2 separate regions of the Homo sapiens genome follow, and region 2 is linked to region 1. A link is an interaction called in ENCODE POLR2A ChIA-PET data of the cell type or tissue named here. Cell type or tissue: IMR-90. All regions are shown on one strand.

Region 1 (8,000 bases):
AGATTGCATCATTGCACTCCAACCTGGGCAACAAAAGTGAAACTCCGTCTCAAAAAAACAAAAACAAAACTAAAGATATAGAAAAAGATTTCATTCCTTAGATGATCCCCACAGTTTATAATAGTGAAAAATTAGGAAAAAGTCCAAATGTCCAACAGCAAGCAACCAATTAATAAATTAAGATATATCTACCCAATGGAATTCCGTGCATCTATTGAAAAAATGTTATAGAAAATATTTAATGGCATTGAAAAATGTTCACAATATATAAAGTGAAAAATCAGGTTAACAATTTATATCATGACTTCACTTTTGTAAAAATAACATATAGCTATTTTTAGAAGTTTCTACAGCAAAGGAAAAAAGAAACTATACAATCGTTACATAGTGTAATTGTAAGGGATGGATCATTTTTATTTTCTAATTTTATCAGCCAAGCTAAATTTGCTGTGATGAGTATTATCATTTTGTCAAAAGAAGACTAAAACTATTTAAAAAATAATAACTGCAATCTAACAATATATGCAATATATGCTTCTTTGGTTAATCGGGTATATGGAAAACATTTTTTTCTTTTTCATTTCTTTCTTCTTTTTTTCTTTTTTTGGAGACAGGATCTGGCTCTGTTTCCCAGGCTGGAGTGAAGTGATTTTTTTGTAGAGATGGTGTTCTGCCACGTTGCCTAGGCTGGTCTTGAACTCCTGGGCTCAAGCATTCTACCCACCTTAGCCTCTCAAAGTGCTGTTATCACAGGCATGAGCCACTGTGCCCAGCCAGAAATAATTTTTTTCTTTAAAACATACACTTTGAATACCTTTTGAGAATCTCAATTTAGTTTTCTTTGTAATTTGTATAATGAATTCTACATACACAGTATAATTAATTTTCTTTCCTAATGTATACCTCCTAATTTAAAATTCATGGACCCTCACACCTGCCACAATTCTGCCACATTTGGGATTCCACAGAACCACCTTATTCGTTCCCATAAGCCAATATCTTTTGAATTTTAAGTCTTCCTCAAAGGCCCACTTTGAAAGGTCTGAAATCTATTTCTCCACTAGGTGGCAACACTGTTCTTTAAAAAAATTACAACATGGGCTACTTGAATATGCACTAGTTCTTAATTCATTTGAATTCAGAATGTATACCTGTACATAGGCTATTTTAAGAGTTCATGAAAAGTTAATTATGTTGATTCAATCTACAGCATTTTCATATAAAACATAACTTGTATTCCTTCCAGAAAAGTTGACATTCCTTATGTTTTTAACAAAAGACCCGCTCAGCATTTAGCAAAGATTAATTCAACATTACTATGTATCTTGTATTTCAATGAATACAAAGGACAACACTGTTCACACCTCAAGTGAGTGCAATCTATTAGGGGAGATAAGATAAATGATAAATAAATATAATATCAAGACAATATCTTTAGGTATATAAAAAGACAAGATAAAAAAGACAGAATGGGGTATAAAAAAGATAGAAAATGCTATGGGAACATACAGAAAAGAAAATTATTCCTTTTTTTTTTTTTTGAAACAGAGTTTCGCTCTTGTTGCCCAGGCCAGAGTGCAATGGCACGATCTCAGCTCACTGCAACCTCCGCCTCCCAGGTTCAAGCGATTCTCCTGCCTCAGCCTCCCGAGTAGCTGGGATTACAGGCATGTGCCACACCAGGCCCAGGTAATTTTGTATTTTTAGTAGAGACAGGGCTTCTCCATGTTGGTCAGGCTGGTCTTGAACTCCCGACCTCAGGTCATCCGCCTGCCTCGGCCTCCCAAAGTGCTGGTATTACAGGCGTGAGCCACCATGCCTGGCCGAAAATTATTACTTTTAAACAGGACTCCAGGAGAAGACCTCATGGAGAACACGAATTTGAGCTGAGCCTTTGAAAGACAGGTGGCTGGGCATGGTGGCTCATGCCTGTAAGCCTAGCACTTTGTGAGGCCCAGGCAGGCAGACTGCTTGAGCCCAGGAGTTCGAGACCAGCCTGGGCAACAGTGAAACCCCATCTCAAAAAAAAAAAAAAAATTAGCCAGGTGTGATGGTGCGTGCCTGTAGTCCTAGCTACTCAGGAGCCTGAAATAAGAGGATCACTTGAGCCCAGGGAAGTAGAGGCTGCAGTGAGCCATGACTACACCACTGCACTCCAGCCTGGGTAAAAGAGCGAGACTCTGTCTCAAGAAAAGAAAAAAAAAAAAAAAAAAAAAAAAAAAGAGGCCAGGCGTGGTGGTTCACACCTGTAATCCCAGCACTTTGGGAGGCCGAGGTGGGCAGATCATGACGTCAGGAGATTGAGACTATCCTGGCCAGCATGGTGAAACCCTGTCTCTACTAAAAAATACAAAAAATTAGCCGGGCATGGTGGCACGTGCCTATAGTCCCAGCTACTCAGGAGGCTGAAGCAGGAGAATCGCTTGAACCTGGGAGGCAGAGGTTGCAGTGAGCCAAGATCATACCACTGCACTCCAGCCTGGGCAACAGAGCAAAACTCTGTCTCAAAAAAAAAAAAAAAAAGAAAAAAGAAAAAAAAAAAGATAATATTTTAATGGGCCAAGATCTACCAGGAATATATTTTAGATAAAAGACAGTGTGAACAATGAAACAAAGAGACAAGATTTCAGGGATTAATGAATACTCATTTTGGGTGAATTAAAGGAAGTATGGAGGTGGATGGGTGATGTAGTAAAAGGAGATAATAATGTTCCCAGATAGGTACAGGGTCTTGACTTTCACATTAAGGTGTGTGGACAATATTCTGTTTACAGTGGAGGAACACTAAAGACAGCTTTTTTTTTTTTTTTTTTGAGACAGAGTCTCGCTCTGTCACCCAGGCTGGAGTACAGTGGCATGATCTTGGTTCACTGTTACCTCCGCCTCCCAGGTTCAAGAGATCCTCCTGCCTCAGCCTCTGGAGTAGCTGGGACTACAGGCACATGCCACCATGCCCGACTAATTTTTGGATTTTTTAGTAGAGACAGGGTTTTGCCATGTTGGACAGGATGGTCTCAAACTCCTGACCTCAGGTGATCCACCTGCCTTGGACTCCCAAAGTGCTAGGATTACAGGTGTGAGCCACTGTGCCTCACCGAAAGACAACTCTTGAAGGACGTGATCAGAACTGTGATATTTTAGGCCAGGTGCAGTGGCTCATGCCCACAATCCCAGCACTTTGGGAGGCCGAGGTGGGCAGAGCACCTGAGGCCAGGAGTTCTTGACCAGCCTGGCTAATGTGGCAAAACTTTGTCTCTACTAAAAATACAAAAAATTAGCCTAGCACGGTGGCGTGCGCCTATAGTCCCTGCTACTTGGGAGGCTGAGGCACCAAAATCGCTTGAACCCAGGAGGTGGAGGTTGCAGTGAGCAGAGATCGCGCCACTGCACTCTAGCGTGGGCAATAGAGCAACACTCCATCTCAAAAAAAAAAAGAACTGTGATATTTTAAAAGTATTCCTGTAGCTGTGTATACACTGGACTGCAGTGGTATGGTAGTTTTAAAATGTGTCTATAAGTTCTTTGACACTCTTCTCTTCAAATGATGGTATCTAATTCCCCACTGCTAGGAATGTGGGCCAGACTTAAGGATTCACTTTTAACTATTAATAATAAAATATGGTGGAAGTAATGCTATGTGACTTTGAAGGCTAGGTCATGAAAAAGATAGCTTCTGTCTACATCCCGCTCAGATTACTCACTCTGGGTGAAGTCATCCACCAAGTTATAAGAACACTCAAGCAGCTTATAAAAGGGCCCATATGGGCTGAGCATGGTGGCTCACGCCTATAATCCAAGCACTTTGGGAGGCCGAGGTGGCCAGATCACTTGAGGTCAGGAGTTCCAGACCAGCCTGACCAGCATGGTAAAACCCTGACTCTACTAAAAAAAAAAAAAAAAAAAAAAAAAAAATTAGCTGGGGGTGGTGGTGCACGCCTGTAATCCCAGCTACTCGGGAGGCTGAGGCAGCGAGAATCGCTTGAACCCAGGAGGCAGAGGTTGCAGTGAGCTGAGATCGTGCCACTGCACTCCAGCCTGGGTGATGGAGTAAGACTCTGTCTCAAAAAAAAAAAAAAAAAAAAAGGGCCCATATGAGGAGAGGTCTCCCACTAATCACCAGCACCAACTTAACAGCCACTTGAATGTGCCTCCTTGGAAACAGATCCTCAAGCTCCAATCAAGCCTTAAGATAGATGACTGAAGCCTTTGCTATACTAAAGTATTTCCCCCAGAATCAGCAAATGCTACAAATAAGGACCATTTTTTTTTTACAGAGAGCTGCACACCACTGTTTATATAATTTTTACCATGTGACGTGCTATTTTATGCACTTTACAAATATTAACTCATTTAATCCTATAACAATTCTATGAAATAGTAACTCTTATTTTATTTTACTTTTTTTTTGAGACATGGTCTTACTGTCACCCAGGCTGGAGTGCAGTCGTGCAATCACAGCATACTGCAGCCTCAATCTCTTGGGCTCAAGTGATCCTCCCACCTCAGCCTCCCAAGTTGCTGGGACTATACGCACGAGCCACTGTGCCTGGCTAATTTAAAACATTTTTTTGTAGAGTTGGGATTTCACTATGTTGCCTAGGCTAGTCTTGAACTCCTGGCCTCAAGAGATTATCCTGCCTTGGCCTCCAAAATGCTGGGATTACAGGCATAAGCCACCATGCCTGGCTGAGATACTAACTCTTACTATCCCATTTTACAGATAAGGAAACCAAGGTATGGAAGAGTTAAGTAACTTGCCTATAGTCACAAAGCTGATTTCAGCTACTTGTTCCTGGCACTCCCCTGTGCCACTTATTGAATTATCAGTAATGTAATAAAACTATATTCTAAGCCGAGGAAAGTAAGAGAAAGAGCACAGAAAGGTAACATAAATTTTCTGAAAGTACTCAGTGTTTCTCACCCTACTGACCCCTACCATAGAGCCTTCTAAATTTCTCTAAAACTATCATTCATCAGCCTAAACATTTTTCTTTAGAAGTCTGCTACTTTTTCCCTGAGGTTTTCTAAGAACTTGTAGTTTGTTTCTTACTGAAGTCAATCCAAAGGGTTACCTGCTGATAAACATAGGAGGATGTGTTGTCTGAGATTTGGTGAGTTCCCAAGGAAATCAATGCTTAGAAAAAGAGAAGTCTAAAGTCAAGACCTTTGGCATCCAGTCTGTCTTCTCCTTTTTCTCTCAAATAATTTCTAAAATGTCAAAGAGAGTTCTTTGCCGTCTCACAGGAGTAAATGTTTGTGAAGGCTTCTGTAGGCATTAAATAGTTAATTCTAATTTCCTTTTTGTAAAAAAGGAATGAAACTTACATCATCTAACTCTCTCTCCACTTGGATTTTTCTCTTCTGGAATTGTCTTACTGCTTTCAGCTCTGTGTGAATCATGCCAATTTCTTTGGCTTTTTGATGGAACTGTCCCTCTAGTTCATTAATTTGCCTGGTATACTTTTGTTCCTGTATTCAAAAAAGAGGTAAACGAGTTAGGAAAAAGAACAGAAGTCCCACAAAGTCATGTTTCATTTGAAGCCTTACGCCATTTGCATATCTTCTTTGAAGAAATATCCCCCCTTTTTTCTATTTTTATTTATTTATTTATTTATTTTATTTATTTATTTTGAGATGGAGTCTTGCTCTGTCGCCCAGGCTGGAGTGCGATGGCGCGATCTTGGCTCACGGCAAGCTCCACCTCCCGGGTTCACGCCATTCTCTTGCCTCAGCCTGGGACTACAGGTGCCCGCCACCATGCCTGGCTGATTTTTTTATATTTTTAGTAGAGACGGTGTTTCACCATGTTAGCCAGGATGGTCTCGATCTCCTGACCTCGTGATCCACTCACCTCGGCCTCCCAAAGTGCTGGGATTACAGGCATAAGCCACCGCACCTGGCCTTTATTTTATTATTATTATTTTTTTGAGATGGAGTCTCACTCTGTTGCTCAGGCTGGAGTGTAGTGGCGTGATCTCAGCTCACTGCAACCTCTGCCTCCCAGGTTCAAGCAATTCTCCCTGCCTCAGCCTCCCGCGTAGCTGGGATTACAGATGCCTGCCACCACGCCCAGCTAATTTTTGTATTTTTTAGTAGAGATGGGGTTTCACGATGTTGGCCAGGCTGGTCTTGAACTCCTGACCTCAGGTGATCCACCCGCTTTGGCCTCCCAAAGTACTGGGATTACAGGCATGAGCCACCGCGCCCGGTCCCCCTTTTATTTTTGCATAAAGTTTTCATTTCTGTAAAAAGATACCATCTGCATTGAATAAGAAAAAAATTTTGGAAAAGTTTCTATATAGAAAGGAAAAAATGCAGATGTTTACTAAAAAGGGATATGAGAAGACCTAACACACCTTTTATCTCTGACATAACCCTAATACCCGAAACTAGTTAAAATTAATTGGCTAGGAGTCAAAGGGAGTGTGGTAAATATCCCTAATAAAGAGGAAGGTAGGAGAAAGAAGGAGGATGAGGAAGGAAGAGGAGGGAGAAAAAGGGAAGGAGACATAAAAGACTGAGAGGAAGAGAAGGAGAAAGAGGAGGAGGAGAGGGAAGTGAAAGCAAGAGGACAGAGAAAAGGAAGGGGGGAAGAAGGAAAGGCCAATAACAACAAATGAACAAAAGGTACTAAAAGAAATGCAAATGGCCTTCAAATGTGAAAAAAAAGTCCAATCTAGCTCCTAATAAGAGAAATGTAAATTGGGCCAGACGTGGTGGCTCACACCTGTAATCCCAGCACTTTGGGAGGCTGAGGCGGGTGGATCACGAGGTCAGGAGTTCAAGACCAGCCTGGCCAACATTGTGAAACCCCACTTCTACTAAAAATACAAAAATTAGCCAGGCATGGTGGCACGCACCTGTAATCCCAGCTACTCAGGAGGCTGAGGCAGGAGAATCAATTGAACCTGGGAGGTGGAGGTTGCAGTGAGCTGAGATCACACCATTGCACTCCAGCCTGGGTGACAGAGCAAGACTCCGCCTCAAAAAAAGAAAAAAAAAAAAAAGAGAGAAACGTAAATTGAAAAATACCCATTTCTCACCTATCACATTGCAAAAATCAAGTTTGAGGCCAGGCACAGTAGCTCACACATGTAATCCCAGCACTTTGGGAGGCCAAGGCAGGTGGATCACTTGAGGTCAGGAGTTCAAGACCAGCCTGGCCAACATGGTGAAACCCTGTCTCTACTAAAAATACAAAAGTTAGCCAGGTGTGGTGGCAGGTGCCTGTAATCCCAGCTACTTGGGAGGCTGAGGCAGGAGAATCGCTTGAACCCGGGAGGCGGAAGTTGCAGTCAGCCGAGATCGTGCCACTGCACTCCAGCCTGGGAGACAAGAGCGAGACTCTGTCTCAAAAAAAAAAAAAAAAAAAAAAAAATCAACTTTGAGAATAGACTCTGTTGGTAAAGCTGTGAGGAAACAGGCAATCTCATGCATGGCTAGTGGTATTACAGAACAGCACAATATCTATAAATGGATATTTGGCAATACCTAGAAAAATTATATATTTTTCTTTGGTCTAGCAATACCACTTACAGTAATCTATCCCAACGATATAATGGCCAAAATGTGAAAAGATACATACATGAAGCTCTTTACTGGCACATTCATTGTAATAGAAAAAGACTGGAAACAACCCAACTATCCATCAAAAAGGGACTGCTATGAGCTGTATGTGTGAACCCAAAAAATCCTATGTTGAAGCCCTAATCCCCAGTGTGATGGTATTTGGAGGTGTGACCTTTGGGAGGTAGTTAGGTTTAGATGAGATCATGAGGGTGGAGCCTCCATGATGGGATTGGTGAAGAAAGAGATGGAAAAACCAGAGCTTTCTCTCTCTGTCAAAAGTAAGGATCCAGCAGGAAGCGGCCATCTGTGAACCAGAAGAATGGCCTCCACCAAGAACTCAACCATGCTAGCACCCTGACCTTCTAGCCTCCAGAATGATGAGAGATACATGTTTGTTGTTTGAGCACCTCAGTCTATGGTATTCTGTCATA
Region 2 (8,000 bases), 530 kb before region 1:
GGTCATTTCCTGCTTCAAAATCTCAGGACACTCCCCTTCACCCACTCAGTACAGCCCAGACACCTCCCTGAATATTTCAAGACCTTCACCATAAGGGCACAGACCTATTCTTTAATCCCTCAAAGCCTCAATGTCCTCATTTGTAAAATGGCGATAAAGAAACGATTAATGGTAGATTTAGGATGAAGTTACCTGGTTTGGTAACCTGGCCTCAGCACTTAGGAGTTCAGCCACCTTCTGCAAGGCATAGAACCCCCATAGCCTCTGTTTTCTTGACTATAAAATGGGGATAATGAGTATCTAAGTCTTAGGATATGGAGAGCTCTATGTGAGAGGATGCACGTAATGGGCGTTATTGGCACAGAACATGGCACAAAGAAAGTGTCATTAAATTATAGCACCAGTTGGCTGGGCCTGGTGGCTCACACCTGTAATCCCAGCACTTTGGGAGGCTGAGGTGGGCGGATCACCAGGTCAAGAGTTCAAGACCAGCCTGGCCAATATGGTGAAACAAAAACAAAAAAAAATTAGCCTGGCATGGTGGCGAGCACCTGTAGTCCCAGCTACTCAGGAGGCTGAGGCAGAAGAATTGCTTGAACCTGGGAGACGGAGGTTGCAGTGAGCCGAGACTGCGTCACTGCACTTCAGCCTGGGCAACAGAGTGAGACTCTGTCTCAAAATATATATATAAAAATATATAAAATATAAATATATATATATAAATATATATATAAATATATATAAATATATATATATAAATATATATATAAATATATATATAAATATATATAAATATATATATAAATATATATATAAATATATATAAATATATATAAATATATATAAATATATATAAATATATATATAAATATATATATAAATATATATAAATATATATATAAATATATATATAAATATATATATAAATATATATATAAATATATATATATAAATATATATATAAATATATATATATAAATATATATATAAATATATATATAAATATATATATAAATATATATATATAAATATATATATAAATATATATATATAAATATATATATAGCACCAGTTTATTCCCTACCCACCCACTTCCCACTTCCTGTTCTCCACCCTGCCACATACGTAGGTAACCACTGTTATTAATATTCCAGGGTATCCTTCCAAGGTTGCTTTATGAATATGCAAATAACTGCAACATATATCCTTATTTTCTGTATGTTACACAGGAGTTCACATGCCCTACACCAGGAGCCAGCAGACTTCCATAAATGGCCAGACAGTAAATATTTTAGATTTTCTGTGACATATGGTTTCTGCAACTACTCAGCGGTGCCATTGGAGAGCAAAACCAGTCACAGATGAGGAGGGCAGCTGTGTTCCAGTTAAACTTTATAGATGCTTAAATTTGAATTTCATATCATTTGCTCATGTCTTGAGGTATTATTCTTTTTTTGATTTCTTTTCCGCCATTTAAACATGTGAAAACCATTGTTAGGTCATAGTCTGTACAAAAACAGTCAGTGGTGGGATTGGGCTGTTGTGCTTTCACTTTTCAGTGTATCTTGGAAAGCTTAACTTATTGATGTAAAGGAGCTGCCGCTGTGTTTCCAGGGCCTATTACCCCATTCTGCCAGCAGATCCTTGTTTGTTTAACCAATCCCCTACTGAAGGACACTTAAGTTGTTTTCATTCTGTACAAACTATTTTGCTATTACAAAATAGTGCTTCTGTAAATAGTCTTGTTCATGTATCATTTTGGACATTTACGAGTGTCTTAGGTCGGGTCCCCTAGAGGTGGGATTCCAGTGTGTGTGATTTTGCGGGGGAAATGCGAAAGGAAAGAAGAAAGCAGTGTGGGAAAGGGGAGAGAGCCAAGTAAAGATGTGGTCCCAGGTAAATCAAGCTTTGACCTGATTGAGGATAGAGCTTACAAAGTTGTTTCTCCTTAAGGCCTGGGGGCCCAGGCTTTTGAACTTCCCTTTCAGGCAGTCATTGGCTGTGTGGTCATGGTGGTGGGAGGAGCTTCTCAGGTGGTTCCCATCAGCCAAGAGCATGGCTTGGAAGAAATCACAGGTATAAGCCTTTAGCTGCTACACTTGCAGATACACAAGCCAGAAAGGGGACCAGGGCAGGGCAGCAACACCTACCACAGAAGGTTTATCTGCAGGATAGTCTTGGAGGTGGAGCAGCAGGGTCAAAGCACAGATGCATTGGGATGTGGATAGACGTTGCCAAATTGCTTTCCAGAAGGGTCATGTCAATTTACATTCCTGCCAGCAGCATCCGAGAGCGTCTGTTTCTGCATAGTCTCACAAATGAGTATGTTATTAAACCTTTGGGTTTTTTTCTAATCTGATGGATTAAAAAATGCTACCTCAGCATAGTTTTCATTTGCACATCCCTTACAAGGAGAAAGGTTAAGCATATTTTTCTGGGTTCAAGAAATATTTGTATTTTTTTTTCTGTGACCTGTTCATATTCCTTGCTGATTTTTCTTTTAAGGCTGTTGGTCTCTGACATTTCTGTTTCTAGGAACTCTGATATTATGGAGACTCATCTTTTCTCTCTGATACGAGTTGCACATATTTTTCCCACCATGTCATTTGTCTTTTTACTTTAAGGTGGGTTTGGCCAAGCAGGGGTTTTTGATCATAGAATTGTTTGGACAAGTAAATGATATATTAGCTAAAACACTTAGCATGATACCTGCCACCTGATAGGCATTGAATTGGAATGATTTCCCTTCCCCCCTCTCCCCTCTAATCTGTGCTTTACCCAAATGGTGCTTATTCTTCTTCAAACATGGCCTGTGCTTCCCACCTCCATGCACTTCTTATGTTATTTTTCTTTTCTTTTCTTTTCTTTTTTTTTTTCTGAGACGGAGTCTCACTCTTGTCACCCAGGCTGGAGTGCAGTGGTGCAATCTCGGTTCACTGCAACCTCCACCTCCCAGGTTCAAGTAATTCTCCTGCCTCAGCCTCCAAAGTAGCTGGGATTACAGGTGCCCACCAACACGCCCAGCTAATTTTTGTATTTTTAGTAGAGACAGCGTTTCAGCATGTTGGCCAGGCTGGTCTCAAACTCCTGACCTCAGGTGATCCATCCGCCTCGGCCTCCCAAAGTGCTGAGATTACAGGCTTGAGCCACCGTGCCTGGCCCTTATGTTGTTTTTCTAATCTGGAATGTCTGCCTCCTCATTTTGGGTCTGTTAAAATCCTATCTATCCCTGAAGCTCCCTGGATCCTTCTCCTAGATATGGTCTGTATTCTATCTGAACTCCTGTACCTCTGCTCTCCAACACAGTCCATCGTGGGTCCTAGTTATGTGTACACATTCACCATGCTTTTTCTGAGCCTCAGTTTCCTTAGCTATAAAATGGAGTTGCTGGGAAGAATAGAGATTTATTTTGATTACAAAACAAATACATGTTTATTCCATGTGATGCATATTTATTGTAAAAATTTCAAAAATATTGAAATGATAAAGTTTAAAATAGGAGGTACACACACACAGACACTCTCATTCTTAAAGAGTGGCCACTATTTACAGATCTTCCGGCCTTTTCCTATGCTTATATAAACATCTGTAGGGGAAGAGAGAGAGAAAAGCTTTTCTTAAAACACAAAACTAGAAGCATACTATCCATATATTCTGCAACTCAGTTTTTTCATTCACTAAAATAACATAGATAAGATGATGTATATAAAATATCTGGCTTCATGTTCATAATGATAATTACAACTATTCTATGCATCTTTTTTTTTCTTTGAGAGGGAGACTTGCTCTGTCACCCAGGCTGGAATGCAATGGCGTGATCTCGGCTCACTGCAACCTCTGCCTCCCGGGTTCAAGTGATTCTCCTGCCTCAGCCTCCTGAGTAGCTGAGACTACAGGTGCCCACCACCACGCCCGGCTAATTTTTGTATTTTTAGTAGAGACAGGTTTCACCATGTTGGCCAGGCTGGTCTCGAACTCCTGACCTCAAGTGATCTGCCTGCCTCAGCCTCCCAAAGTGCTAGGATTACAGGCATATTCTATGCATCTTTAGTAACACTCTTAAATTTTTTTTAGCAGCAAGAGCCTTTCCAAACAAAATAGTACAGTCATCCCTCGATATCCACAGGGAATTTGTTCCAGGACCCCTGTGAATACCAAAATTCATGGATGTTCAAGTCTCTGATATAAAATGACATAATGTTTGCATATAAGCTACGCACATGCTCCCATATACTTTAAATCTTCTCTAGATTACTTATAATACCTAATACAGTGCAAATGCTAATAGTTGTCATACTATATAATTTTTATTTGTATTATTTTTCATTGTTGATTGCTATTTTTGGGGGTTTTCCCCCCAAATATTTTCCATTCACAGTTGGTTGAATCTGCAGAGGCAGAACCCATGGATATGATGGGCCAGCTGTTTTTGGAAGCCCGATTTATGAAGTAAATAGAGGAGAGCAGCCAGGCTAGGGTGAGGGTGAATGGGGTAGAGGGCACAGAGCTCCTCGCCCACTTGTCTTCCCATCGCTGTTGGGAAACCTTAGTGTGTCGGGCAGGGTGTGGGCACACCTTGCACATTTCAGTAAGTGGCATCATTATGGGTACAGACTGCCCAGGCAGCTTTCTTGTGGGCCTGAAGACCCCGGCCACTGGGATGAGAATTTTTCCTCATCTTGGTTGAAAAGCCCAGAGTCCACAGTTGAGAACAGACTGTGGTGGATCTGGTGGCTGTCTCTTGGCTCTGTGCTGGCCTGTGATGGGGATTTCATGATCCATAAAGAAATGAAGAAAATAAAGTCATTTGGTGAGATTTCCATGAAGTTAGGCTTATTCAAACGTTTCTTTTTTGGCTCTGAAATGTCTTTTCTTTCGTGAAATTATGGTGGTAGTGATTGGCAGTTTTGTGTGTGTTTGTCTTAAAGTCTTAGCAACCTAAATAAAAAGCGACTTTATGTTGTTCCCCCAATTTTGTTCCAAAATCTTACGGATTCATGAAATCCTGAAGTCTAGAGATGACTTTTTGGTCCATTGTGGAGGCTTGGCCAGGACTTCCCTGGAACAGTCCCAGAAAGATAGCAAGTTCCATTCTTGTGCTGGGTGAGTTTGGGAACCTCTGTCCTTTGATGAAATTGCAGCGGTTCTTCCAAGGCTGATAGTAGATGGAGCATCTCCTGGGGGCTGTGGTCACCTTCTCATTGAGACTTGCCTTCTTCTGTTACCAGACCTCTACTGTCCTTAATCGGGGGGATACTGCTTCTTTGGACCAGCCTGGGGCAAACATGGCACCAGACCCTTCTCTTGATGTCCCACAACCTGAGACTAGGAAAGAACATGCAAACAGGATTTGGCTAAAGGCTTGCGATTTGCTTAAAGGAAATGAGTGCAAAGATAACACAAGGCTAGACAGTGGGGTTTGCAAACTCCACAGCTCACAGTCTCCACTCCATCCTAGCTGCCTGTGCCCTTCTATGGGGTGATGGCAGTGGTAACCAATTGGAGACCACCAGGGATCCAGAGTTGAGCCAAGAACCTGCAGCCCTCCACACAGCGAGAGCCTCTCTCGCTGCTCACCTCTGAGGCCTAGGCTGGGACTTATAAAGGGAGTTATCAACCTCCTTATATGGATGCTTTAGGAATAAGAGGCAGGACCTATAAAAAAACCTGGGAGCTTCTTCCTTTACTCCACGACGAGCCTCTCAGAATGCAGGGCTTTTTTATTTCTGTCATTTAACCCCAAATCCCCATTAGAGTAGTAGGTGACAATGAATTAGGCTCAGAGGACTCCGGTTGTTAAAAATGTGTTGACACCAGATTAGACACTTGGCCCTGTGTATATATAAGGACACTTGGACAGCAATAACACTTTTTTCTGGAGTCTTTTTATTTCCCTTAAAGAAGAACTTTAAGTGGCCCAGTCATGTTTTCTTATTTGCTTGGGGAGATGTATTTAGTCCAAACTGTAGCTAACTCCTTTTTTCCTCCTTGTTTCTGCAATTTAAAAATTCTGGCGTATTTTTCTACTTTGACCATTTACTTGTATTTGTGAAATAATTGCATGGTCTCACTGTTCTCGTCATCCTCACACCAGCCCTATGAGGTGGGCATTGCTATTCTTGTTTCAGTGATGAGGATTCTGAGGCTCAGGGGAGCTAAGTGACTTGCTCAAGGCTGTGCTGCTAGTAAGAGGCAGAACCAACATCTGTCTGGCCCAGTCCCAACCCCTCCCCTCTGTACAGCCAGGTCCTGTCTATGACTAGGGAATACATGGTTTGTTTATTTGGTTTTCCTCTCTGCAAAACTACCCAACTGGCCCTTAAGGGATTTGAACCCTGGGATCTTGGTGCCATGAGCTCTGAGCACCAATTAGAGAAAAAACTGACAGCAGCAATAACATAACAATGACAACAAACCACCAAGAAAGAACACTTTGAGTTTCCATCCTGACCAGACTGGAGAGCTCTTTGTCAGGGTCAAGTTCAGAAAAGTGGCAGTGGTCTGGGCAGAACATGAGCTACTCTTTTCACCTCTCTGGGATGCTCTGTGGCGCTGCCACTAACCTGAGCATGGCACCAGCCTGGTACCCAGGACGAGGCTCCCAGTGAGCCAGCAGTTCAGCCACCTCTCTCTCCCAGGCGCTTTCTTGGAAGTCCTCGGAGGGAGTTTGCTTTCTTTTTTGTTTTGTTTTTTTGAGATTGAGTCTCACTCTGTTGCCCAGGCTGGAGTGCAGTGGGGTGATCTTGGCTCACTGCAACCTCCACCTCCTGGGTTCAAGCGATTCTCGTGCCTCAGCCTCCCCAGTAGCTGGGACTACAGGCATGTGCCACCAAGCCCGGCTAATTTTTGTGTTTTTTGATGGGGTGTCTCTCTGTTGGTCAGGCTGGTCTCGAACTCCTGACCTTAGGTGATCCTCCTGTCTCAGCCTCCCAAAGTGCTGGGATTATAGGCATGAACAACTGTGCCAGGCCAGTCCTAGTTTGCCTTCTGCCAGGAAAGCATAAGGAGTTTGCTCATGGCCTGGTCACCAAGGGCTAACAGAACTGGGGTGGAGATTTGGGGAGGGAGAGAATCCCAGGGCCTTATCCCACTTGGGCAAGGAAACCAGTGGGGAGGGTTGGCATGGGACCTACTGGGGGAAGGGATGCCCCCGAGGCCTGAGCAGAGGCTTCCAGGCTGAGCTCCCACTGGGGTCTGGGCTGGTTGTCGGCTGGCGCAGGACACAGGTTGTGGATCAGGCCCTGGGTTGGCATCCTGGTGTCCCCATTTAGCTCTTGTATAACCTTGGGCAAGGACTGAGCCTCTCTCAGCTTTGATGTCTGCAATACGCTTACACCCACCACAGTCCAGACACTGTCGTATACACAGTGGTTCATAGACATTGTGACAATGACAGAGTATTTACAACAGAGGCTGCCTTTTAGAACAGCCTGCCCAATAATAAACATCAAGAGAATGTGTCCAAATGTATGAGACAATTCAAGCAGTTAAGATGTCAAAGGACATGAGCGGAGGATTTTCACAAGTGGTAAATAAATACCTGAAATATTTTAACCTCAAAAATAATTTTTTAAAGGAGAGAAGGGAGGTGAAAAGAACATTGAAGTACCACTTTGTGCTTATTCAAAGCTAGCAAAGTATTAAAAATTAATAATATGCTGTGCTGGCAAGATTGTGCTCTAAGTGGTTCATTTATATATTTGGATGCAACCCTTTCAGAAAGCAATACACCAGTGTGTGCCTCCAGACATAAATGTTTGTAACCTTTGATACAGTCATTCTAGCCCCAGGAATTCATCCTAAAGTTTTTGTTTTGTTTTGCTTTTTTGAGATGGAGTCTCCCTCTGTTGCCCAGGCTGGAGTGCAGTGGCATGATCTCAGCTCACTGCATCCTCCACTTCCTAGGTTCAAGTGATTCTCAGCCTCAGCCTCTCAAGTACCTGGGACCACAGGCATGCACCACCACACCCAGCTAATTTTTGTATTTTTAGTAGAGATGG

The links. ChIA-PET counts read pairs that join two places held together with the same protein. Peaks named below come from ENCODE experiments on the same cell type or tissue, not always from the same donor. Only the 100,000 strongest peaks of a DNase experiment are listed, where the experiment ranks them.
Region 2: POLR2A ChIA-PET joins it to region 1 with 5 read pairs; 1 of 35 experiments calls an interaction of 5 or more read pairs at or near these places.

The regions. Positions count from the first base shown.
Region 1 is chr14:74,031,497-74,039,496 of GRCh38, reverse strand. BBOF1 (basal body orientation factor 1) reads right to left here. Exons shown (of 12, transcript NM_025057.3): 4 at 5,326-5,469. Among named protein-coding and RNA genes, the nearest start is that of BBOF1, 16 kb to the right of the region's middle. In IMR-90, a CTCF peak has its summit at 1,060 (motif pointing right); DNase peaks (open chromatin) are centred at 1,066 and 3,696.
Region 2 is chr14:74,557,089-74,565,088 of GRCh38, reverse strand. The region is part of intron 3 of LTBP2 (latent transforming growth factor beta binding protein 2); the gene reads left to right. LOC124903346 (a long non-coding RNA gene) reads right to left here. Exons shown (of 2, transcript XR_007064265.1): 2 at 3,436-5,325. Among named protein-coding and RNA genes, the nearest start is that of LTBP2, 51 kb to the left of the region's middle. In IMR-90, a CTCF peak has its summit at 2,298; DNase peaks (open chromatin) are centred at 1,608 and 6,228; H3K4me3 peaks cover 848 bases; H3K27ac peaks cover 909 bases.